Linked DNA regions of Homo sapiens: regions 2 and 3 are each linked to region 1. The links are chromatin loops, found by intact Hi-C in ENCODE. Cell type or tissue: dorsolateral prefrontal cortex. All regions are shown on one strand.

Region 1 (8,000 bases):
TGAACAAGTTAATGAACCTTTTTCCTCATCTGTAAAAGGGAAATGAGTACCTACCTTGTATGGTTACTGTGAAGATTACATAATACATGTAAAGTACTTAGACTGGTGTCTGAGACATAGCACTCCATACATTCTCACGGTCTTCTTTTCTCCTGATTACGTTTCTGGAAATAGTAGAGTTTGTCAATGCCCTTCCTAAAATGCAGAGCCCAGGGCTAGACCCCTTTCTGTTCCCTGGAAGGTAGGCATCCCCAGGGAAGGGACAGTGTCTGTGTTCCCAGTGCCCCAGCGGGACCGGCTCCACCTCCAGCCATCACGTCTGTTCCACCAGTGGGAAGGAACAAGGGGAGAAGTGGATGGCCTCTGCCTTTGAAGACACTTTCCATTTTTACCTGCGGCCAATGGCCACACTTTCAAAGAACACCAGCTGCTGGGAAATAATTTATATTTTAAGCAGCTATGTGCCCAGTTAAAATTCAGAGGTGATTTGCTGGGCAAGAAAGGGAGAATGGAAATGGAGGACAGCTGGGAGTCTTTGCCAAATTATAGCTGAAAATAACTTTAAATGAATCACTTCAAAGGACCAAATGGTTCAGTTAAAAAGGGAAAAATCGCCAGTAGATGTTTTAGAACTTTCAGTAGTCTAGAACTCAGTAGATGTAGAATTTATTTGGCATCGACATCAAGCCAATTGGCCTGTAATTCATCCCCTTTTTGAAAACCCTAATAGCCTTTGCCCATCTCCAATCAGCGGTGCCTCTTTCTTCAGGAATTTAGACATTTAGTCCTTGTTGAGGACCCTCTGAAGAAATCTGCTTGGCCTCAGTGTCCGGAATAGGACTCTCAGGCATGCTTTTTTTTTTTTTTTTTTTTTTTTTGAGACAGAGTCTCGCTCTGTTGCCAGGTTGGAAGTGCAGTGGTGCGATCTCGACTCACTGCAACCTCCGCCTCCCGGGTTCAAGCGATTCTCCTGTCTCAGCCTCCCAAGTAGCTGGGAATACAGGTGTGTGCCACCACACCTGGCTAATTTTTGTATTTTTAGTAGAGACGGGGTTTCACCATGTTGGCCAGGATGGTCTTGATCTCCTGGTCTCGTAATCTGCTCGCCTCAGCCTCCCAAAGTGCTGGGTTTACAGAGGTGAGCCACTACGCCTTGCTGCACTTGTATTTTTGCTTCATTTCTAGATCCACTTTCTGTCCCTGCCCTTATTTGTGTGTGTGTTTTTTTCTTTCTTATATCTTTCTGTTTCTACTTTTAAACGTCTTGTGTCTGATATTTTTGTTGGCTAATTTGCTCCTCTGTTGGAACACAAGCATTGTCTAGATTAACACAAGTATCTGGCACACTTCCCATTTCCATACGCAAGTGATTGTAGTTGCCTGGGCTGTGGTTCTACATCTGGAGGTCAGGATTCATTTGGAAAGTTTAGGTGATGGGAGAGGAAGAAGGAACTGTTTTGGTATCCAGTTTCCTTTTTTCCGATGTGTTCAATCTTCCCTTTCCATCAGAAGATACAGAAGATACAGAAGTGGGCTGTGCATGGTGTTCACCTGTAATCCCAGCATTTTGGGAGGCCGAGGTGGGCGAATCACTTGAGGTCAGGAGTTCAAAACAAGCCTGGCCAACATGGAGAAACCCTGTCTCTAACAAAATACAAAAATTAGCTGGGCTTGGTGGTGCGCACCTGTGGTTCCAGCTACTGGGGAGGCTGAGGCAGGAGAATCGCTTGAACCTGGGAGGCGGAGGTTGTAGTGAGCCGAGATCGTGCCACTGCACTCCAGCCTGGCGACAGAGTGAGACTCCGTTTCAAAAAAAAAAAAGAAGATACAGAAATGGGAAACTTTGTGGGTGCAGGTTGGGGTGTCCCCAGGTGACTCCGGAGTGGTCAGCTGTGTGCATTTCTGTGTCCCAGGAGCTGCACCTCAGTTCTGTGGGCTGGGAAACTCCACCATGTCAGAGACCAGAGTTGGTTGAACTCAGTGTCTAACCAGGCTCCCAAGAGAAAGACACATTTAGCAGTCCAAGAAATACATGCTGGCAGGATGAGTCAGGCCTTGCTAGCCCGACCAGGGTCATCTCCACTGTAAGCAAAACACATGGGAAGCCCAATCACAGGGTTTCGTGGTGATCATGCAGGCAGGTGAGCATTCGCTTGGCTATATTTGTCCCACTACCACCTTCTGAGCTCGTCAGCAAGCTCCTGCGCAGTCTGGTGTTTTTGTTTTGTTTTGTTTTGTTTTTTGACATTGGAGTCTTGCTCTGTTGCCTAGGCTGGAGTTCAATGGCACAATCTTGGCTCACTGCAACTTCTGACTCCCAGGTTCAAGCAATGCTCCTGCCTCAGCCTCTTGAGTAGCTGGGCTTACAGGTGCATGCCACCATGCCCAGCTAATTTTTATATTTTTAGTAGAGATATGGTTTCACCATGTTGTCCAGGCCGGTCTTGAACTCCTGACCTCAGGTGATCCGCCTGCCTCAGCCTCCCAAAGTGCTGGGATTACAGGTGTGAGCCACAGCACCCGGTCTTTACTTTGTTATTTTTAAATTTTTTTCTTAAAATGTTCTCTGCTTTTGGGGGCTTGGGACTGTTCAGGGTATGTGTGTATATTTCAGTTTGCATTTCCCTAGACAGGATTGAGCCCAATATTTAAACAAATGTAGTTTAATGCTGAAAGGCACTTTAGAGGGCATCAGGTACAGATCTTTCATTTATAAACGATGCTCAGAGCTTAGCATTTGTTCCAAGTCACACAGCTCTTCCCTGGTCTAGAACCTTGGTCTTCTGGGATCCAATGCATTTTCCATTCCACTGTGTAATTTCTTGGCGAAGTTTTCGGAGAAATCTTTAGAATTCATAATATGCATGCCGTAAAGCCTTAAAACCACTCCCAACTACCCTAAGAACACCCTGGACGAGGAGTGTATTAGTTTGGTCATAATCAGCTGCTGTAACAAAGTGCCACAAACTGAGTGGCTTAAACAATAAAAATTTATTGTCTCACATTTTTGGAGGCTGGAAGTCCAAAAGCAAGGTGTGAGCAGGGCTGGCTCCTTCTGAGGGCAGTGAGGGAGAATGTTCTAGAACTCTGTCCCAGCTTTTTGTGGTTGCTGGCGTGTGAGCTGCATCACCCCAGTCCCTGCCTTTGTGTTCCCTGCATGCACGTGTTGCCCACATTTCCTTTTAATAAGGACACCAGTCATATTGCATTAGGGACCACACTACTTCATTATGACTTGATCTTAACTGTATCTGTAACACCCTATCTCCAAATAGGGTCACATTCTGAGATACTGGGGATTAGACCTTCAACATATGAATTTTAGAGGGATACAATTCAATCTAGAACAAGGGGAGATCTGCAGAGAACTCAATTTAAGAGATGAATTTTCAAAACCGGTGTCTGGAGGCCACTGTCCCAGTAGAGTCCATAAAGACTCCCAGCCTGGCCAGGGTCACCTATCCTGCAGCTTCCATGTTGAGCAGCAGGGGGCAGGGCTGTGCCACCCACTAGGAGTCTTGCCAGCCTGCCCGTGGCTGCTGGAAGGATTTTATAGCTCCTGACAACTGACAGTTCAATGTGGGTCTATATGGGCACCATCGTCCCCTCAGAGCCTTGATTTACATCAAGTCCTATGAATGAAAGAGAGGAAGTGGGTCAGATGACCACAGCCTGTGCAGGTTGCACAGTAGTGCACCAGTGGGAAGAGGAGGCCAAGGGTTTGTCCCTTTAGATAACTGGGAGAGTCACAGGCTCCAGGTGGTGACTAAGAATGTGTTTGCTGAGGAGACAGATGGACAGATGGGGATAACTAGACAGCAGCTTGGATGAGCTGCCTTTTTCCTCATCACCCTCCTGCTCCTGGAGGCCAGTCCGGTGTTCAGCCTAGGAAGCTGGGTTGGCCACTCCGGAAGGAGCCAGGACTGCCAGGCCACTCGGAGGATCCAGCTGTCTGATGTTCCAATGCTCCTGTTATGATTCCTCCACTTCTTATGAAACTCATTATTGCTTCCTGTATTTCTGTGCCTAGGAAAGAAGGTGTGATGGGGTGATAATCAGCAAGGACTTATTGAGGGCCCACTGTGTGCTTTAGGACTTTCAAAGGAATTATAAAGCAGCTGGGGAGACAACCCTGGCCTAGACATAATTGCACAGCCCAGCATCGAGAACCAGCAAAGCCTCAGTCCTGTGTAGCAAGGACAGAGTAGGACTGGGTGAGCTGTGACTCCGTTCCTGAGACCAACTGTCTCGAACATAGTTACACCAGCGGCCTGCTGGTTCATCACCCAGAATGTTCTGGATACTCCTTTGGATCTTGCCTTCATATTCTTTTGTTTTCTACAGTATTAATTAAGAGGCTAAAAGATAATGCACTTATGCATTTCTTTTTTTTTTTGAGACGGAGTCTCACTCTATCACCCAGGCTGGAGTGCAGTGGCTCACTGCAATCTTTACCTACCAGGTTCAAGCAATTCTCGTGCCTCAGCCCTCCCAGTAGCTGGGACTGCAGGTGCGCACCACCACGCCCGGCTAATTTTTGTATTTTTAGTAGAGACATTTTACCATGTTGGCCAGGCTGGTCTTGAACTCCTGACCTCAGGTGATCCACCCACCTTGGCCTCCCAAAGTGCTCGGGATTACAGGCATGAGCCATTGCGCCTGGCCTAACTTAAGCATTTCTTTTACACATAAAAATATAAAGAAAAATTACATAATCTGTACAACCCAGAGCATCAGTGTATTTTTCTCCACTTGTATTTGTACGTAACATTTTTTCTGGCTGAGCACGTTGGCTCACGCCTGTAATCTCAGCACTCTTTAGTATTCTCTACTAAAAATACAAAAATAAACTGGGCGTGGTGGCACACGTCTGTAATCCCAGCTACTTGGGAGGCTGAGGCACGAGAATCGCTTGAACCTGGGAGGAAGAGATTGCAGTGAGCTGAGGTCGCACCATTGCACTCCAGCCTGGGCAACACAGCAAGACTCCATCTCAAAAAACCCAAAAAACTAAAAAACCATTTTTAGTTTTTATCCAAATATTTGTGCGCATAGTTGGAAAAGTCATGGCCGGGCACTATGGCTTATGCCACCTGTAACCCCAGCTACTCCGGAGGCTTGAATCAGGGAGGCGGAGGTTGCAGTGAGCCAAGATGGCACCATTGAACTCCCTCTGCCTGGGCAACAGAGTGAGACTCAGTCTAAAAAAAAAAAAAAAGTCAAATCGTTCTTAAAGTTTGTTATGAAAACTCCTCCCACCATCTCCCCTCCCCAGGGACAGCCAGTTTCACCTCTCCCAGCATATTATATTGATATTTATCTCCAGGTCTCTAAATAATGTGCTTATCTCGCCCCTCCTTGCTTTTTCATTTTAGGCATTATATGAAGACTTCGCTCTTTCTTCCCATCCCCACCCCCTCGCAATGACTTAGCTCTTCCTTCCCCTCCTTGCCCCCCTTATCCCCTCTTTGTCCCAGAGTACTTAATTATACTGAATTAGTTACAGTATTATTTAGCATTTACAGTATTACGAGCATGGAAATATCACAGGCAAGACACTACACTGTTTTCTAGCACGACTTTTTGTTTTCCTAGAGCCAGTACTTGGTTTTTCATTTATTTAGTTTGTTGTGGTTGTGTATGTGTGTGTTTTTTTGTTTTTGAGATGGAGTCTCTGTCTCCCAGGATTGTGGTTGTGTGTGTGTTTTTTTGTTTTTGAGACCAAGTCTCACTCTCCCAGGGTTTTGTGTGTGTGTTTGTTTCTGAGATGGAGTCTCACTCTGTCTCCCAGGGTTCTTTCTCTCTCTCTCTCTCTCTCTCTCTCTCTGTGTGTGTGTGTTTTTGAGATGGAGTCTCACTCTGTCTCCCAGGGTTGTGGTTGTGTGTGTGTGTGTATGTTTTTGTTTTTGAGATGGGGTCTCACTCTGTCTTCCAGGGTTTTGTGAGTGTGTGTGTGTGTGTGTGTGTGTGTGTGTGTTTGAGATGGAGTCTCACTCTGTCTCCCAGGCTGGAGTGCATGGCTCGATCTCGGCTCACTGCAACCTCTGCTTCCCGCATTCAAGCGATTCTCCTGCCTCACCCTCCTGAGTATCTGGGACTACAGGCACCTACCACCATGCCTGGCCCTGTTGTGTCCTTACCACTAACCACCCTCGCTGGCGCGGTGGCTCACGCCCGTAATCCCAGCAGTTGGGAGGCCTAGATAGGTGGAGCACTGGAGACCAGGAGTTGGATATCAGCCTAGGTAACATCGTGAGACCCTATCTCCACCAACAATACAAAAACTAGCTGGGTGTGGTGGTGCGCACGCCTGTAGTCCCAGCTACTCCGGAGGCTGAGGCGAGAGAATCGCTTGAACCTGGGAGGTTGCAGTGAGCCGAGACAGCGCCACTGCATTCCAGCCTGGGTGACGGAGCAAGGCTCCGTCTCAAAAACAAAACAAAACAAAACAAAACAAAACAAAACAAAATAAACAAAACCACTCACCCTCTCTGGCAATTGGGATCTCTCTCTCTGCTGCTGCAGCAGGTGTGGTAAGATTTCAATTCCCGCGGGGTCTGGGCCTCCCAGGTTCAAGCGATTCTCCTGTCTCAGCCTCCCGAGTTGCTGGGATTACAGGCGCGCCTGGCTAATTTTTGTGCTTTTTTTTTTTTTTTTTTTTTTTTTTTGAGACGGAGTCTTGCTCTGTTGCCCAGGCTTGAGTGCAGTCGCGTGATCTCGGCTCACAGCAAGCTCCGCCTCCCAGGTTCATGCCATTCCCCTGCCTCAGCCTCCCGAGTAGCTGGGACTACAGGAGCCTGCCACCACACCTGGCTAATTTTTTTGTATTTTTAGTAGAGACGGGGTTTCACCGTGTTAGCCAGGATGGTCTCGATCTCCTGACCTCGTGATCCGCCCGCCTCGGCCTCCAAAAGTGCTAGGATTACAGGCGTGAGCCACTGCACCCGGCCATTTTTGTGTTTTTAGTAGAGACGGGGTTTCACTATGTTGGCCAGGCTGGTCTTGAACTCCTGACCTCAAGTGATCCACCCACCTCGGCCTCCCAAAGTGCTGGGATTACAGGTGTGAGCCACCACCTCCAGCCTGATATTGAGTTTTAAATTTCTGCTTTCTTATTTTTAATAACTGGAGACCTATTTTCTGAGTGTTTGCTCTTTGTGGCAACTGTTCTTATTTTATGGGTACAGTATCTTCCCTCTCTGAGGATGGGAGTGATTTTTGTTAATTTTTTTTCTTCCTGCACGATGTTTCCTCCAAGTTACTTTTTCCTGTTAGTGGCCTCTCCTTTGTGATTGAGGCTTTCCTTGGCTGTTGGTTGTTGGTTCTTATTAAGAAACTCTGACTGGGGGTTCTCAGCATGTGAGCGGCCGGCCATGACCTCATTATAGGGTAGGCTGGCTGGCTGTTACACAAACCTTCAGCTGGTTCTTAGTCTATCCCTTCTCTTCACCCAACATGGTACCTCACTGAGCCTGAGCCTTTTGGGCATTCCACTGGGTAAACTGGATTGGCTCTTAACTGTCCCCACTACTGGCTAGGAATTCAGTTTTTTCTTTGTCTTAAGCCATTTGCCATTTTGACCATATACTTTCCACCTTCCAAAAATGTTTCCTGTTTCTTTCCTTTCTCCTTGATTGTGTGGGGTTTGCCTTTTGCTTCACCTTCTTTGCTGTCAAGCATGGGTTCAGGGGGTAACCACTGTCATCTTTACCTAGGTCCTCACTTTTTTTATTAAGTAGTTTTTATTCATTGACTTTGTTGAGGTATAATCAAAGTACAGTAAGCTGCATGTACTTAAAATGCACAACCTAATAAATTTTACTTAAATTCATTAAATAAATGCACAACCTGAGAAATTTTCACATGTGATATACCTGTGATGTCATCATCACGATGAAGATAATGAACATTTCATCACCCACAAAAGTTTCCTTATACCCCTTGCAAGTCTTCCCCTGCCCTGTCTGAGCATACCCACCATAGAATAGTCTGCATTTTAT
Region 2 (8,000 bases), 150 kb after region 1:
GGCAAGGCAAGCAGCCCTTCAGCACCAGCTTATGTATCCCCCATATACACACACTAGCAGCCCTCCCTCACCAAGTATCCTGGGGTCATCTAGAATAGTTCCAGGTACTCGCCTTGCCAACAGTCTGAGTGTGGGGTATGGCACAGAGGCCTGGATGGGACTGGGGGTTATAGAAGCCATCCTCTGTCCTGGGGCTGGGAGGGGGAAACACCCTCACCTTTTAGAAAGCTCTAGGCATTCCCACAGCTGTTTTTGTGTTTGGACCCTTCATCCTGTAATCTGTGTCTCTATCTCAGTACTGCTGTCCCAGACACTGAGAAGGAGCAGGAGTGGACCCCCATAACTGGGCCTCTCCTGGCCCTCAAGGAAGAGGACCAGCTCCTGGTCAGGAGACTGAGCTGTCATGTCCTGAGTGGTGAGGGTGAACCAGATCTGGGCCTTTGCGGGTGGGTCACTGAACCGTCCCCTCTCGGGGTCAGCCAGTCACCAGGGTTCTCCATTCCAAGTGTCTGCACCTGAGGTGCTCTGTGATACCTTGGGGACATCTGAAGAAGAATGGAACCCTTCTCCTACAGGAGGAGCAGGCAGCCAGGGCCATCATAAGGGAGCAGCTAAGTGCATGCACAAAGATGGTGGCCTGAGGCCAGGAGGCTGCAGCTGCTTCCCCAAGGCCACACCCAGCCCTGCCTTCTGAGCGGAGTCTCCTTAGCTTTGGGTGGAGATGGTGTTAACTGAATGGAATGATACGTGTAAGGGGCTTAGCACAGCGCCTCCACAGAGGGCCCTTATAGGGAGATCCATCTGTATCTTCTTCAGTGCCCCTCTAGTAGAGGCTGTGGGTTGATGTGTGGGCCCTACGATGAGATCCAGGGGAAGGCCCCCAGCTCCTGGCCTGCTCTCAGCCTGTGTGATGATAAACACCACTGCTCCGGGTGTACGTTCCTCATCCCTGGGGTGGAGTTGGGATGTGTGGCTAGGAAGACTTGCTAGATCATGGAGGGACCAGGCTGCTGGGCCTCAACCTGACCAGCATCTCCACCCCCCGCCCCACTCCAGCCAGTGTAGGGAGCTCTGCGGTGATGAGCACGGCCATTATGGCAACGCTGCTGCTCTTCAAGCATCAGAAGGTAGGGGGTGCAATGTGGTGGGGACCTGGGCGGTGGGGGGGGTGGCGATGTGTGGCCCTGCTGCCTAGCCCTGCTCTGCCCACCCAGGGTGTGTTCCTGTCGCAGCTCCTGGGGGAGTTCTCCTGGCTGACGGAGGAGATACTGTTGCGTGGCTTTGATGTAGGCTTCTCTGGGCAGCTGCGGAGCCTGCTGCAGCACTCACTGAGCCTGCTGCGGGCGCACGTGGCCCTGCTGCGCATCCGTCAGGGTGACTTGCTGGTGGTGCCGCAGCCTGGCCCAGGCCTCACACACCTGGCACAACTGAGTGCTGAGCTGCTGCCCGTCTTCCTGAGCGAGGCTGTGGGCGGTGAGTCTTGAGGTGCACGGGGTAGGTGGGATGTGTGTGCAGTGGTGAAGGGAACGGCTCCTTCTTCATAATGGACCCTCCGCCCCCAGCCTGTGCAGTGCGGGGGCTGCTGGCAGGCAGAGTGCCGCCCCAGGGGCCCTGGGAGCTGCAGGGCATATTGCTGCTGAGCCAGAATGAGCTGTACCGCCAGATCCTGCTGCTGATGCACCTGCTGCCGCAAGACCTGCTGCTGCTAAAGGTCAGGCCTCCCCTACGGCCCACTTGGTCCTAGGCCTTCCCCTCTTGGTGGTAGGAATGGCCCATCCCTGCCCATGCTCTACCTCTGAAACCTCCTGGGTAGTAGGTGTGGCCTTGCCCGGTCTTTGGCTAGGCCCCTGCCCATGTGCCTGGCTCTCCTGAGGCCACATGGGTGCCTTTTTCTCCCAGCCCTGCCAGTCTTCCTACTGCTACTGTCAGGAGGTGCTGGACCGGCTCATCCAATGCGGGCTCCTGGTTGCTGAGGAGGTAGGCAGGGCAGTTGGAGACAAGATCCTTGCCTGGAGCCTGGCCTCCTCCAGCCTCCCACCCTGAGTGCCAGCTGCCCCAGGCTCCTCCTCTGCCCCGTGTGTGCTGTGGGGGTGGGCAGCCCCTGGCCTTGCAGCGGGGAAGCCTAGCTCGCACCTCTGCTCCCTGTGCCTTGGGATATAGCCACCTATGCCCCGGTTCTGTGTGTCTCTCTGGATAGCACTGGACATGTGTGCCTCTGAGGTTCTCTGCACACCTCCTGCTCCCCACATTTCTTGGCCACAGGGCTACTGCCCTTGAGGGTGGGAATTCACTTCCTCTCACTCTGCAAGTTGGCCCAGCAGGTGCTGGGGCATGGCTCTGGCCATCCTCTTGGGTCTCTAGGTCTGCTTTTACTGGTTTCACCTGCATGTACCTGGTCTGGGGGTGTAGGGTTGATCCCTGGCCAGCTTGTCAGAGAACAATGGCTCCACGGCCCCTAGACCCCAGGCTCCCGGCCAGCCTGTGACACAGGGCGACAGCGATTGAGCAGAAAGCTGCTGTGGAAACCGAGTGGGGACTTTACTGATAGTGACAGTGATGACTTCGGAGAGGCTGACGGCCGGTACTTCAGGGTGTGTTTCAAAAAGCTGCCCCTGGAGGGAGGTGGTAGGGAGGCGGTGGGGAGCTGCACTCACCCCGGCCTGTCCCCTCCAGCTCAGCCAGCAGTCACACTGCCCAGATTTCTTTCTTTTCCTCTGCCGCCTGCTCAGCCCGCTGCTCAAGGCCTTTGCACAGGCTGCCGCCTTCCTCCGCCAGGGCCAGCTGCCCGATACTGGTGAGGCCCTTGTTCCCTTGCAGTCCTCGAGGCAGGCTGTGTCTGTGCTGGGTGCCAGGTCTAGGTCTTCTCTCTTCTGCAGAGTTGGGCTACACAGAGCAGCTGTTCCAGTTCCTGCAGGCCACCGCCCAGGAAGAAGGGATCTTCGGTGAGTCCCAACCAGTCAGCCCAGGCTCCTGCAGGCAGTGGTGTTTGCTGGTGGCTGCTGCCCCCTGCAGGACAGTGACAACCCAACTCTAGGAAGGCAGGCTGCAGAGTACAGTCTTCTGTCCAGTCAGAGCTCTATCCCTCCCTGGGCTTCTTTAAACAAGAGGAGAGAAGCCTGTGCCCAGTGGCTCTCTGTTCTCCCTACCTAGAGCCTTCACTTCTCTCTTCTTTCCAGAGTGTGCGGACCCAAAGCTCGCCATCAGTGCTGTCTGGACCTTCAGAGACCTAGGGGTGAGAGGAGCCACTGTCACCATCTTCTGTCCCCCTGCTCCCACCCCAATAGAGTAGCTCAGGGAAACCCAGCTATGTCCCCATCACTCCACAGGGCTGGCCTGATGGTGCCTCATTAAGACCCTGGGATTTACTTGGTGTCTTCCAGCAACAGATTTGGTGATGGGTTGGAGAAGGTGGGATGGTTTCCTGCCTCTTGGTCTCCCAAATCACTGGCTCATCTTTCTAGGTGGGGTATTGGGACTGCTTTGCGGCAGCATTTGCACGCAAACATTGAGGTCTAAGGGGCCAGAGGTCTCAAGGCAGGTTTCTGGGGGACAGGCCTGGCCCCTGGGCCATGTGTACACAGTCCCTGTGGTGAGCGCACTCACGGCTTATCTTCCATGGCCCAGGTTCTGCAGCAGACGCCGAGCCCTGCAGGCCCCAGGCTCCACCTGTCCCCTACTTTTGCCAGCCTGGACAATCAGGAAAAACTAGAACAGTTCATCCGGCAGTTCATTTGTAGCTAGAACTGTGAGGAGGAGCCTGTGCTGAGACTTCTCAGCCCCAGAACACAGCTGTGTCCTAGAGCCAGAAGATGGAGAGGAGGCTGCAAACCCTTAGCTGCTCTATAAATATAATCATTGAGGCTTGATTGTCCCTTGCCATCTCTTGCTTTTTCCCTTCTTTGATGTGATAAACAAGGGGACGAGACGAGTTGTCTTTTCCCCAGCCCAGCAGCATCTTTTTGGTGTATGTGTGTGTATTTGCTCTCTTCTTCCCCAGTCCCACAAAATGCCCTAACTTGTCCCATGAAACAAAGCCCAAACGAAGACAAACAGCAGAAGCCAAGCTGCTGCTTTGACCCGACGAATTTATTGAAGAGAGCTCTGTCCTTCTCCCTTCTACCGAGAAGAGGCGGCTTGCAGGGCTGGCACCTGTCCACACCTGTCACTGGGCCTTTCCCTGGGCTAGGCTGAGTGGGAGCAGATGCCCTCATCCTATGTGCAGGGCCTGTGCAGGAGCCATCACACCACCTTGTTGATGATGACACCTAGTTCTTCAATCTCACACTGGACTTCATCCCCCTTCTGCAACAGAGCAGGCCATGAGAGTGTCAGCCCTTCCGTCAGACACACGTACACAAGCCTGTACTTCTCAAGTCTGAGCCAAGCCTGCCAGCCCTTTGGGGCCCTTGCTCTCTTTGCTTTTCACTAACCTACCTTGAGAAAGACAGGAGGTTTCCTGAATACACCGACACCTGGGTGGAGGTGGGGGGGTCCCAGTCAGGATGACATCCCCTGGGTAAAAGGTAACAAACCTGGAGCAAAGCAAAAGGACCCGGTGAGACCAGGGGCTGGCTGAGGTGGCCACAGCCAAAGGTGGAGGGCTCAGGTCAGCCTCCACATGTGTGGCAGGTGGAGCGGGGCTGGCAGGATAGCCCCTGTCACTCACTGGGACACCCAGGCTATCAGGTCCTCTGTCTTGAATACCATCTGGTTGGTGTTGCTGCTCTGGACCACTTCCCCATTCACTCGACAGCAGATCTTTAAGTTGTGTGGATCTGAAATGCAAAGATGGTACCTTGGAGTTATCCCTTTTCCCCTTCAAACCCCCCAGTATTTTACAAACACAACTATAGGGGTGCTTCGTGACTTGGCAGGTGAAAGGGCTTTAAAGTGCCCACATTGACTCAGTGCACTATGTTAGAACTTTCTGTATAGACATTGGCCTTCTCAGGCCTCCCTGCATCCCCAAGAGCACCAGGCAGTAGTCACTTGGATGAGTTGAGAGGATGTTGCAGACTCTGAAGGAGAAGAGAAAAATGGCTAGGGTTTTTGCCTTGAAAAAGGGCATCTGTCTACAGCATAGGAAGATACCTGTAGATACAAAAATGACTCCTGGGCAGGGCCAAGCGTGGTGGCTCACACCTGTAATCATAGCACTTTGGGAGGGCAAAGCAGGTGAGAACTGATTAAGCTCAGGAGTTCAAAACCAGCCTGGGTAACGTAGTGAGTGCTTGTCTCTATGCAAAATAATAAAAACATTAGGCATGGTGGTGCGTGACTGTAGTCCCAGCTACTCAGGAGGCTGAGGCGGGAGAACTGCTTGAACCCAGGAGGTTGAGGCTTCAGTGAGCTGGGATTGGGCCACTGCACTCCAGCCTGGGTGACACAGTAAGACCATACTTAAAAAAAAAAAAAAAAAAAAAAAAAAAAGACAGCATCTATAAAGCAGTGAGGCAATGGTTCTAGCCAGGACAGAGAAGCCTCGTGTACCGGATGCTGGCAGGGGATGGATTACTGTAAGAACATCCTGGCTAACCAGCACTTTTAACTGTTGGTGTTGGTCTTAGTGTTCTACCACCCTTAAGTAGAGCACCTGAAACACAATTTAACTTTGCCGAGGACTCTGTGTGGGTGCTGTGAGGCACTGGGGTCTTTGGTATCCTGGCATGGCTGGCCCATGTGGACACCCCCCACCTCCACCACAGTTGTGGGTGGCTGTGTGTTAAGAGGCTGCGCTCTGCCCTCTGGCACACTGCCTCCAACCTGGCGCTGTCCCCTCACTGTGTGTGGTCAATGCTGTTGTTTCCACAGTGGCTGGGTGAGTCACACTGGCTTTCATCTGTAGTGTGGAAAATGCCTGGGCCTTGCGATAGCTATGCTCCATGATGCTCAACTTAGATTATTTCAGATGGTGGCAGCCGCAGGAAGCCCGATCCACCCATCAGCTCAGTGTTCTTTGTAATTTACTTCACGCATGCAGTTTCACATCCTCTGCAGTTGTGTTCCCTCTAGGGGGCTTGGGAAGGAAGCCCATGGGAGAACTCGTGGCTGAGGATAAAAGACTTTCCCTGTATGGAGTCAGCAGTGAAAGGGCAGCCAGGGAGGGCAGGTGCCACATGTACCTGAACCCGTGCTCCTCCCTGGAGGGCTGTTCATCTGTGCAATGGTAGGTACAAGGGGGCAGGGATCAGGAACCTACCTGCTACACTGTCCTTGGTCACCAAGGCAGGGCCCAGAGGGCAGAAGGTGTCGAAGGTTTTTCCCAGCAGCCACTGTTTCCCATTGCATCTTGTTAGCCAGTCACGAGCACTCACGTCATGAGCCACAGTGAAGCCGGCCACGTGGGCCATGGCATCTGTGGCCTATGGGGGCAGGGGATTTGGCCATACAGGAGGATAGATCATGGGTGACACCAACACCTGTGGCAAGGGATCTCAAAGCTGTTATCCCATGTTAGTAGCCAGAGCCAGCCAAAGGTGGGTGAAGGGAAAGGCAGTGTCAGGGAGCAAGGAGGCTGACTGCTTCCTAGTGTCAGGGACAGCTGGCACCATGTGTTGGTGAGCGAGGTCAGAACTAGGAGAGGCAGGAGCTGGGGACTCTGCTGCACTCTGGCCTGGGAGCCCACCTTTTCCACTTCACCTTGATGTGCTTGCCTTTCTTTCCAATGACCACGGCCAGCTCCACTTCCCAATCTACCTCCTGTAGGGTGGGAGAGGAATAGTGAGCCGCAGTGGCTTTGGGGCCCATTAACTATGCTCAGAGGCTGTACGCTGTGGATCTCTGTCAGTATGGCTTGGCTGCCATCCCATGTTTGCCATCACCACGAACCAGAGCCCAGTGAACGACAAGGGAGGTGTGACTTGTAGACCCATACATTTTGGGCAGTGGCAGACAGCATCATGGGATGCAGGCACAGGTCCCCACACCATTGACTGCAGAAGAGCAACACGTGTCCAGGGCACTGAGTTTAAAAGTCACTCTGGATACTTTTAACAAAGGATAAATACGAAGTAATATCCCCTAGCAATATGTAACCTTACTGTGTGTCAGGCACTATTTTAAGTGTTTTAATCTATTAACTCACTTTAGTAAGAGAAAGATCCCACAAAGGACTTGAGTAAGCAATTCACAAAAAGGTAACGGACATGGCCACAAAACATGAAAAAATGCTCAGCCTCTCCCATAATCCATAAAATACACTATAAAATAGATATAATTTGGCCTTTAAAATTGGTGGCTCTTTCTAATAATAACCAGAGTTGGTATAAGTACACCTGACATCCAGATGTTGGTCTCTAATACCACTCCCCAGTAAGGAGCACCGGGTTCCTTGGTCCAAGACAGACAGTACATGATGAGCCTGGAACGTCTTGGCCAGAAAGCAAATATATGCTAAAAGCTTGGGGATGGAACAAACTTGAAGGTCCCTCATTGGCCAAATTGAGGTCACCTGAAGAATGTAAATGATGGATTACAACCAATTGAATAAAAACAAAAAGGAATTCACAGTGATATTGAAGACACAGGAATAAAGAGCGAGGCAGCTTTTTTTCTTTTTTTTTGAGATGGAGTCTCACTCTGTTGCCCAGGCTGGTGTGCAGTGGCGCGATCTCGGCTCACTGCAAGCTCCGCCTCCCAGGTTCACGCCATTCTCTCACCTCAGCCTCCGGAGTAGCTGGGACTACAGGCACCTGCCACCACGCCTGGCTAATTTTTTGTATTTTTAGTAGAGACGGGGTTTCACCGTGTTAGCCAGGATGGTCTCGATCTCCTGACCTCGTGATCCACCCGCCTCGGCCTCCCAAAGTGCTGGGATTTCAGGCGTGAGCCAACGTGCCTGGCCAGGCTTTTTTCATAGAAGAATGCCAGTTAATAAAAACTGCATGATTTAGAAAAATCATTGTTCTTGGCCGGGTGCGGTGGCTTATGCCCATAACCCCAGCACTTTGGGAGGCTGAGGCAGGTGGATCACCTGAGGTGAGGAGTTCAAGACCAGCCTG
Region 3 (8,000 bases), 110 kb after region 1:
AGAGCTGTGTCTGAGCTGCAGCCCTTGAGGTTCAGGCTGAGGATGGATCAGCGATGCAGGCAGCAGGGCCAGAGCAACAGCCTCATGGATTCTGGCCTTTCCTGAGTACCCAGGGAGAGGCCCCTGCACTGGCAGCACTTTGCAGCAGCCTGGAGGAGTAGAGCTGGCCTTGTGCTCTGTGGAGTGCCAAGCGCAGGCCCTGAGCAGGTGTGCTGCACAGATGACCTCATCGAATCCTCAAAGTGACCACCTCCTAGAGTGGACACTATCACTACACCCACTTCACCGACGAGGCAGCTGAGGCCCCGTGAGGCTCCACACATGGCTGAAAAGTGCAAGCAGAGGGAAGAAAGCAGGACTTCTGCATGCGCCTGCCCCCACCCTATGCTGCCTGGGAGGCTGGGGCTGTGTGGTGGGGGCTCCCTCCACCTCTGAGACCCCTTCCCTTGCCAGCAAGTGCTCTGAGCTTCCCACAGACAGATAGGAGAGAGAAATCAACTTCCATGGTATTCAGCTGCTGTTACTCACAGCCGAAATGGATCCCAATAGACCTGAGCCCCTTACCGTTTGGAGTCCTGTAAGGTATGGCCAAGTGCTGTTACCACACCATCTCCCACAGGACCTGCCAACACCCACAGGATTCCCTGGGCATCCTCATTGAGCAGGTAAGAGGACCGAGGCTGGGCAGTGTTCAGGTGGCCTGCCCGGAGCCAGATGCCATGGGGTGGTTCAGCCATGGGGCTCTCTGCCCTCATTCAGCCTGTCTCCTTAAATGCTTGAGTGGCAGCATTTGTAAACTGCTTATTTCTGAGTTCTCTGCAGACATGCTGAAGCAGAATCTCTAGTGACAGGCCCAAGAACATGCATTTTTCTGCAGTCCTGAGTGAGGCTGAAGAGCAGAGCTTGCCTGAGGCAGAGAGGAGAAGTGAGCTTTCCAAGGCCACGCAGCCAGCTAGGGGCAGAGCTGAGGTCAGAGACTAGATCAGACCAGATCCCAGGCCATGTTGGCTGGAGCTGAAGTGGGCATTGACTCCTGGGGCCCCCAGATCTAGAGGTGGAGGGGCGTAAAGGCCTAGGGGCGGTGGCTGGGCTTGGAGGGCTGCCAGGTTGCTGTGTTCCAGGCCAGAGCCTGCTCATCCCACCCTGGGGCAGGGATTGCAAGGCCAGCAGAGCACTTGCTGCTCCTCTGGGCAGCTGGGACAGCTTTGCCACACAGCACACACTCTTCCTCCTGCTGGGAATATCCAGACCCCACTCAGGCAGGTTCTTGCTCCTCAGAGGCTCCCAGTCTCAGCTCCTGACTCTGGCCACTGGATCCACCCCTGGGCTCTAGGCTTCTGCTGCTGCTCCCAGGGACTGCCAGCACAGAAAGCTCTTAGTAGTTAGTGCAGAAAACACTAATCTGGGCGAAGAATACCCAGGCCGGACACCTGGCCCTGCTCTTACCCTGCCAGGTGGCCTTGGGCAAGTCATGCCATTCCCTGGACCTGAGGCCTAACCTCTGGATGGCCTGGGATTCGGCCTGGGTCATCCAGACTTGAAGATGATGGCTGGTGGGCTCTACTTCCCTTCTCCAGGTGAAGAATCTATTCATTCATTCAGTCATTTGACATTCAACAAATATGTATTCAACACTGACTTTGTGCCAGCTTTTAGGCACTAGGATACCACAGGGAACAAACCTAGCAGTAATCCTTCCCCCTTTAAAGCTGATGTTCCAGGAGACCCATGTGCACAGGGTGACATCACTAAGCATTCTGAGATTAGATGGATGGATGTGTGGATGGATGAAGAGATGAATGAATAGATGGATGGATGGATGTGTGGATGGTTGAACAGATGAATGGATAGATGGATGGATGGATGGATGGATGGATGGATGAATGGATGGATAGATGGGTGGATGGATGGATGGATAGATGGGTGGATGGATGGATGGATAGATGTTTGGATGGATGGATAGATGGACAGACAGATGAATGAATGGATGGATGGATGGTAGATGGATGGATGGATGGTAGATGGATAGATAGATGGATAGATGAATGAATGGATGGAGGAATGGACAGATAGGTGGGTGGATGCATAGATGGGTAGACAGATGAATGGATGGATGGATGAATGAATGGATGGTAGATGGATAGATGGATGGACAGATGAATGAATGGATGGAGGAATGGATAGATAGGTGGGTGGATGCATAGATGGATAGACATATAAATACATGGATGGATGAATGGATGGATGGTAGATGGAAAGATGGATGAATGGATAGACAAATGGACAGGCAGATGAGTGAATGAATGGATCATTGGATGGATGGATAGATAGGTGGATGGACAGATGAATGAATGGATGGAGGAATGAGTAAATGGGTGGATAGATGCATGGATGGATAGACAGAAGAATGGATGGATTGGTGGGTAGATGGATGGATGGATAGATGGACAGACAGGTGAGTGAATGGATGAATGGATGGATGGTAGATGGATAGATGGATGGACAGATGAATGGATGGATGAATGGATGGGTAGATAGGTGGATAGATGGACAGACAGATGAACCAATGGATGGACAGGTAATGAGGAAGGGAAGAAGCCTGGGCCCCTGCTCTCCTCCTGCTCTCCTCCTGCTCTCCTTCCTGTGGCCGCATTTCCATCTCAGGACAGAGCTCACTGGCTGGCTGGGTCTCCTGGATAGAAAGTGAAGGGGGCAGTGGCCTGACTGAGGCAGGGCTTGGGATGACAGTAGTTGGGCTCTGGGGAGACTTTGGTGATGGATGGGCTCGATGTCAGGGAAGGTGGCCGGGGAGGAGGTGGTAGGGGATGGGCTGAGTGTTATGGGCACAGGGGACACAGTTCAACCACGTGAGCCTGCCTCTCTTCTGCCTCTGTCTAGGTGGGAGACTCTCTTTGGGTTTGAAAACCCCAGTCTGAGATGTGCTGTTTCCCTTGTGCCCCACCAGGGCCCAGTGTGTAGCGTTCTGGGGACACCGGGTGTTGCTGAGAACGAATCAGGGAGCCATAGTCAGGGGGCTCAGTGCAGGGCAGGGGTGAAAGGAGCACCGGAAGCAAGCAGGCCTGGGAGTGGGGCATTTATTTACTATTTGTTGGGGCCATCCTGAAGGGGGTGCCCAGCAGGCTGGGGTGGCCTGCCACAGCCCTCAGTCCTCTCAGTAAGTCTGCAGCAAGAACCTGCTGGAAGCTGCAACATTCACAGCTGCAGGATGGGCAATTGGCTCTATGAGTCGGGCTCTGCTTCCATCTACAGGCCTAGATGTGAGGGCAGAGGAGCACTCAGCCTGCCGAAGGTCTGCACAGCTGGCCGGCAGCGGGCAAGATTGGAATTCACTCACCATGCAGCTACTGGGTGCCTGGCTACTGCTGGGAAGCAAGCTGAGGGCAAAGACTGCCCCACAGGGGCAAGATCGGGGCCCACCACAGGAGGTCACCCCCCAGGCATGCAGGGCACAGAGCTGGGGGGAATGAGCTCCCTCCCCATGCACCCCTCCCCAGCTGTCCCTGAGTCACTAGCGCCCTTCCCTTTCACTACCAGGGAGGCTCTGGAGCTGCTTCCTATCCCCCACTGTCCTGTGAGTCACCGCCCCACCCTCCAAGTCCCTCCCACATGGTGTGATCAGCATCCCTGCCTCTGCCCACGAAAGTGATTTCAAAAGGCAGAAGTGACAGGTGGTGGGTGGTTAGGCGGGCAGTGCCTCTCACCTCCCCATCCATCTCTCTTCTGTCAAGTGGGGCAGCAGCAGGGCCAAGAAGACTGAATTCAAAGCATCCTGGAAGGCCTCAGGTTGTCAAGGGCCCCAGGCAGCGCATGAGGCTTTGAGAGGGGCCCCTGCCTTGTGCCTGGGCAGGCTCCTTCCCTGCTCTGCACACTGTGTCTTGAGCAGGCTCTGGAACCCACCTTTCCACTATTAGAATGATAGACGGGCTGGATGTCAGGAAGGTGGAGTGTGTTCCTCCAGGTCACAGCCCTGGGCCTCTATGACAGCCCCTTTGAGATGAAGAGACCTGGGTGAGGAGTCTGCAGCGGGGGCGGTGGGGGCATCTTCAGTGCTCTGGCATGGGTTCATTCCTCAGGATGCTCCTGCAGCCACCCCAAGCTGAGGACAAGGCCCAGATCCACAGTGGCCTGGGAAGTGCTCCCAGCAGAGTGAGCAGAGCTGGGCTTCGGTGCTGTCTGCCCTCTGTCCTGCTGCAAGGCTAATCACCTTCTGGTTCTGGGCCTTGAATCCCTTTTACAGCATGGGGGCTGGATGCTCTTTGAGCTTCCTCCTGGCTTCGATCCTGGAAACTGACACCTACTTGTTTGCAGTTGTGTGACTTGGTCAAATCGTGTAACCTCTTGAGCCTCAATTTCATTCTGTGTGAATGAAACAGTGAAAGCCCTGAAGATTAGATTTTTGATAGAAGAATTGTAACAGCAGTGACCCCATAGCCCTTTACCATTTGCAAGGTGCTTCAGACAAAATATCTCACTGGTCCCTCCCAACAATTCTGCCACAAAAGGTGGTATTACTTTCATGCCCAGCTTACAGTTTGAGGAACGAAGGCCCAGCTATGGGGGCAGGTGCAGAGGTGGGCCTCGCTTCCAGGTCTCAGTCTCTGGATGAAGGGCAAGATCCCTGCAGCTAAGGACGAGGGAGTGGTGGCACAGAATGTCCGGCCTGCTGGTCTTTCTTTCCCAGCCTGGGGCATCTCTGTGAAGGCCGATGAGCGGAGGCCCCTCCCCAGGTGCTGGTGCCAGGCGGCGGGGAGCTGCTTCTGACAGCTGTGCAGAGAATCATCACTTCTCCATCGCTGCTAATAGCATGTTTAGCTTGCTGACTCCTCTGTTTGCCTGGTGCCTCCCACGGACCCAGAGCTTGGAGTTTCTTCATTGCCTGGGGTGGGGCAGGGTGGCAGAGGGGCATCTCTGCTCCCTGGCCCTGGCTGCAGCCAGCAGCTCCACCCAGGGCCCTGAACTTGGGAGGCGACTGCAGTTCCATGCCTTGGCTCCCAGCACCCCAGGGAAGTACATCTGGGCTCTGGAACAGCAGAAATGGCCTCCTGCAAATCTCCTACCCGACACAGGACCAAGTGTGGGAAGGCTCTGGTCCAAGGGGCTTTCTCCAACTCTCTGGACCACAGGGAGCCGGCAGGATGGGGGCCAGTCCACCTTCAGATTACACCTTTACCTCTGACTCAGACCCCTTCACCTCCCAGGCCACCATACGACATCTCCTGCTTGCAGATCTGGCCATGCTGGAGGCAGGATGGATCCCCAGCCCCTCAGTTGTGACCCTTCCTAGCTTGTTAGGTTAGTAGAAAACTCAGCTCATAGTCTCGGGGACTGCTCCTCCCCTGGTTCATGCACAAACTCCAAAGGTTCATGGGATTCCTAAAAGCAGCCTGACAAATTTCCCTCCTGTGGGGAGAAGACCCTGTGGTCTGGCAGGACCCACTGCCCTTGGCCAGGTGCCCCTCGCTTTGATCCTGGGTCTGGCTCCTGCCTTAGGAGACTGCAGACCTCTGTGGGGCCACTCCCTGGTGACCCACCAGCCCAGGAAGGATGGACCCCGCAGTGGACAACACTCGGTTCTGTCCATCTCCCTGCCTTGGGGAAGTACTTGCCTGTGGTTTTAATTTACCTTTGACCCTATGGTGCACTTCTGGAATGTTCCCTCCACGAGGGCGTGGACTTGGTCCTGTTCATGGGGATCTCTCTGGCACCTGGAGCAGCTGTGTAGCCCAGACGGGGTGCTCAGTCATTGACTGCTGCCTGAACAGATATGTGCAAGTTTGTCTTCTCACTGCTGTTAACATTATTGTATGAGTAATTTTACAAGTTTACCATTTTTCTTGTACGTATAATAAATATCCCACCTTATTGACCCACAGTTCCCCCTCCCACAACTTGCAAAGTATTTTGGCTGACTTGACTTGTTTACTATGATAAATAGTGTTGCTATAAACAGCTGTGCACATATAGCTATTTTTCCCTTTGCAATTATGTTTTTGGGAGGAATTCCAAACAGTGGGGTTAGCGGGTCAAAGGGCATGGCGTATTTATGGTCCTGGATGTGCTGGGACTGCCGAATTCTCAGCCCCCAGGCCACCCCTGTTTTCCCTGAGGTCTAGCTCTGGGTGAACACCCACAAAAGTGTCTGTCTGCCTGAGGCTACCCCGGCCTCTGTCTGGCTCCTGCGGTCGTGGAGCAGACCTCACGGTGCAGGAGCTGGAGGTGGCTGTGGGAGTTTGAGGAGGGGCAGGAGGAGGCAGCTGTGGGAGTTGTGGAGATGGCTTCACGGAGCCAGGAGCCCTGTTCCGGGAGGGCAGTAGGACCCCCTCTTCTCCCAGAGCCCTGGCCTTCTCTTGGATGGCTCTCCTCTCCTGGAGCCATCCCGCCCCCTGCAGCTAAGCTTCCACCCCCAGTCTCTGAGAGGGGGCAGTGCCCCCTGTAGGCAGGTGTGTTTGGGAGAAGGGAGGGGACCCAGTGCCTCAGCCTACTCCGGACTTTCTCCTGTGGGCCCTGACGTGGTGTCATGTGGGGGAGAAGTGCCGTGGAAGCTAGCTGCTGAGCAAAAGGTCTTTATCACTGCAGAAAATGTGCCTGAGATTTGCCCGCCTTCTGCCTCCATCCACTGGCTCTGCCCCTCCTCAGCTGCTGGAGCCCCCTTTCCCCACCATTAGCCCCAGACCTGCAGGCCTGGATGGTTGAAGGGGAGGGGTCCACACTGGCCCCTCATGGGATCTTCCGGAACCTGGCTGCTACTGGAGGGCAGGGTATCCAGGGTGGCCCCTCCCTAAGTAAATCTTCCCATCCTGGGAATAGGACAGACCTATTCTCTGTCTGGCGATGCCTGCATTTTATGGGGACCCCAAGGCTTTCCCCTGCCATGGGGTAGTGTCTTGGAGGCGGGGCCTGCTGTCTGTAAGGGCTGGTGAGCCCCGGCCCAAGCAGGGCTAGGCAGTGCCCTGTGGCTCAGGCCTGAGTGGCATGGGCGTAGCCCGTGCTGGGAGGGAGGAATGAGACTCCCTGTGTCCCGAGGCTCTCCCTTGGAGCAGGCTCTCTCTGCTCTCTCTGTACCTCCTGCCCTGTCTTTTCTGGCTGCAGGTCCCTAGTGGCAGGAAGTTCTGGGAAGCAGTGCAGAAAGAGCACTGGACTCGGGCGTTCTCATCCAGTCTCTGTTACCAATGGGCTGTGGGATCCAGCCCCTACCTCAGTCCTCAGCCGGACATTTGCCTGTGGCCTTGTGCAGCGCCTGCGGCCTTGGCAGGGTGGCTGAGGGTGGCTGAAACCCAGGTTGTGGGAGGATCTGGAAGGAGCCTGGCTCCTGTCTCCCCATGTCCATGTCAGCTCTTGGCCTGACACCAGGAGACCCTCAGGGTTGGGGGTGTCACCCCCCCTTCCTGCAGCCTCCGCATCCTCCTCCCATGCCCCACTCTGCTTTTCTGCTGGCTGGTGCAGGAGACAATGGCTGTGGGGCATGTGGGTGCACGTAGGGGGGGTCCTGCGTGGGTTGTGTGATTTTCCCGGACAGGCAGGCGTGAGAGGGAGAGGAAATTATTCTGTCTAAAACCTCAGAGATGAGTCCTTGAGAGCTGGCAGAGTGACTGCTTCCCGTCTGGGTGGGGAGGCAGGAGACAGGGTGGGCCGTTCCCAGGGGCAAGAGCAAGGCAGGGCAGGGCCAGTCCTCAGGGAGAATCCCAAGAAGGCCACAGCAGCACAAAGATAAGCCCTCATATTTCCCACGTGTCACCTGGACAAAGAGCCGTGATGCCCCCCATAACAGCCGGTCCTCACGAGAATCCAGAGAGCTCGCTAGGGAGGCAGACATTATGATAACCCAGTTTACAGATGAGGAAACGGAGGCTCTGGAGGGGTTCATTGACCTGCCTAGGTCACAGAGCCAGCCCGTTAGCGACAGAGCCAGAGCTCGAAACCCAGATCCCGAGGCACATCTTCCTCCAAAATGACCCAGAGAGGTGATGTCTCTGAAAGCA

The links. Hi-C counts contacts between places; a loop is a spot of excess contacts. Peaks named below come from ENCODE experiments on the same cell type or tissue, not always from the same donor. Only the 100,000 strongest peaks of a DNase experiment are listed, where the experiment ranks them.
Region 2: a loop joins it to region 1, with 3 times the contacts of the local background. A loop is called at or near these places in 27 of 110 quality-filtered maps.
Region 3: a loop joins it to region 1, with 2.7 times the contacts of the local background. A loop is called at or near these places in 2 of 110 quality-filtered maps.

The regions. Positions count from the first base shown.
Region 1 is chr2:96,170,200-96,178,199 of GRCh38, reverse strand. No RefSeq gene overlaps it. Among named protein-coding and RNA genes, the nearest start is that of DUSP2, 29 kb to the right of the region's middle. RefSeq lists an enhancer at 2,031-2,210 and a silencer at 3,495-3,544. In dorsolateral prefrontal cortex, a CTCF peak has its summit at 3,495 (motif pointing right); a DNase peak (open chromatin) is centred at 3,499.
Region 2 is chr2:96,017,900-96,025,899 of GRCh38, reverse strand. It overlaps GPAT2 (glycerol-3-phosphate acyltransferase 2, mitochondrial), which reads left to right. Exons shown (of 22, transcript NM_001321527.2): 13 at 297-415; 14 at 1,057-1,127; 15 at 1,215-1,473; 16 at 1,563-1,711; 17 at 1,900-1,977; 18 at 2,460-2,591; 19 at 2,674-2,794; 20 at 2,877-2,942; 21 at 3,177-3,232; 22 at 3,625-3,954. The coding sequence ends at 3,741. LOC124900512 (fumarylacetoacetate hydrolase domain-containing protein 2B-like) reads right to left here. Exons shown (of 4, transcript XM_047446740.1): 3 at 6,626-6,699; 4 at 6,257-6,419. The coding sequence ends at 6,401. It also overlaps the pseudogene FAHD2CP. Among named protein-coding and RNA genes, the nearest start is that of GPAT2, 13 kb to the left of the region's middle. In dorsolateral prefrontal cortex, a CTCF peak has its summit at 3,020 (motif pointing left); DNase peaks (open chromatin) are centred at 1,179 and 2,999; H3K27ac peaks cover 4,687 bases.
Region 3 is chr2:96,058,885-96,066,884 of GRCh38, reverse strand. No RefSeq gene overlaps it. Among named protein-coding and RNA genes, the nearest start is that of GPAT2, 28 kb to the right of the region's middle. RefSeq lists an enhancer at 6,716-7,626. In dorsolateral prefrontal cortex, CTCF peaks have their summits at 3,080 (motif pointing right) and 3,286 (motif pointing left); DNase peaks (open chromatin) are centred at 1,094, 3,274, 3,664, 4,764 and 2 weaker places; H3K27ac peaks cover 3,024 bases.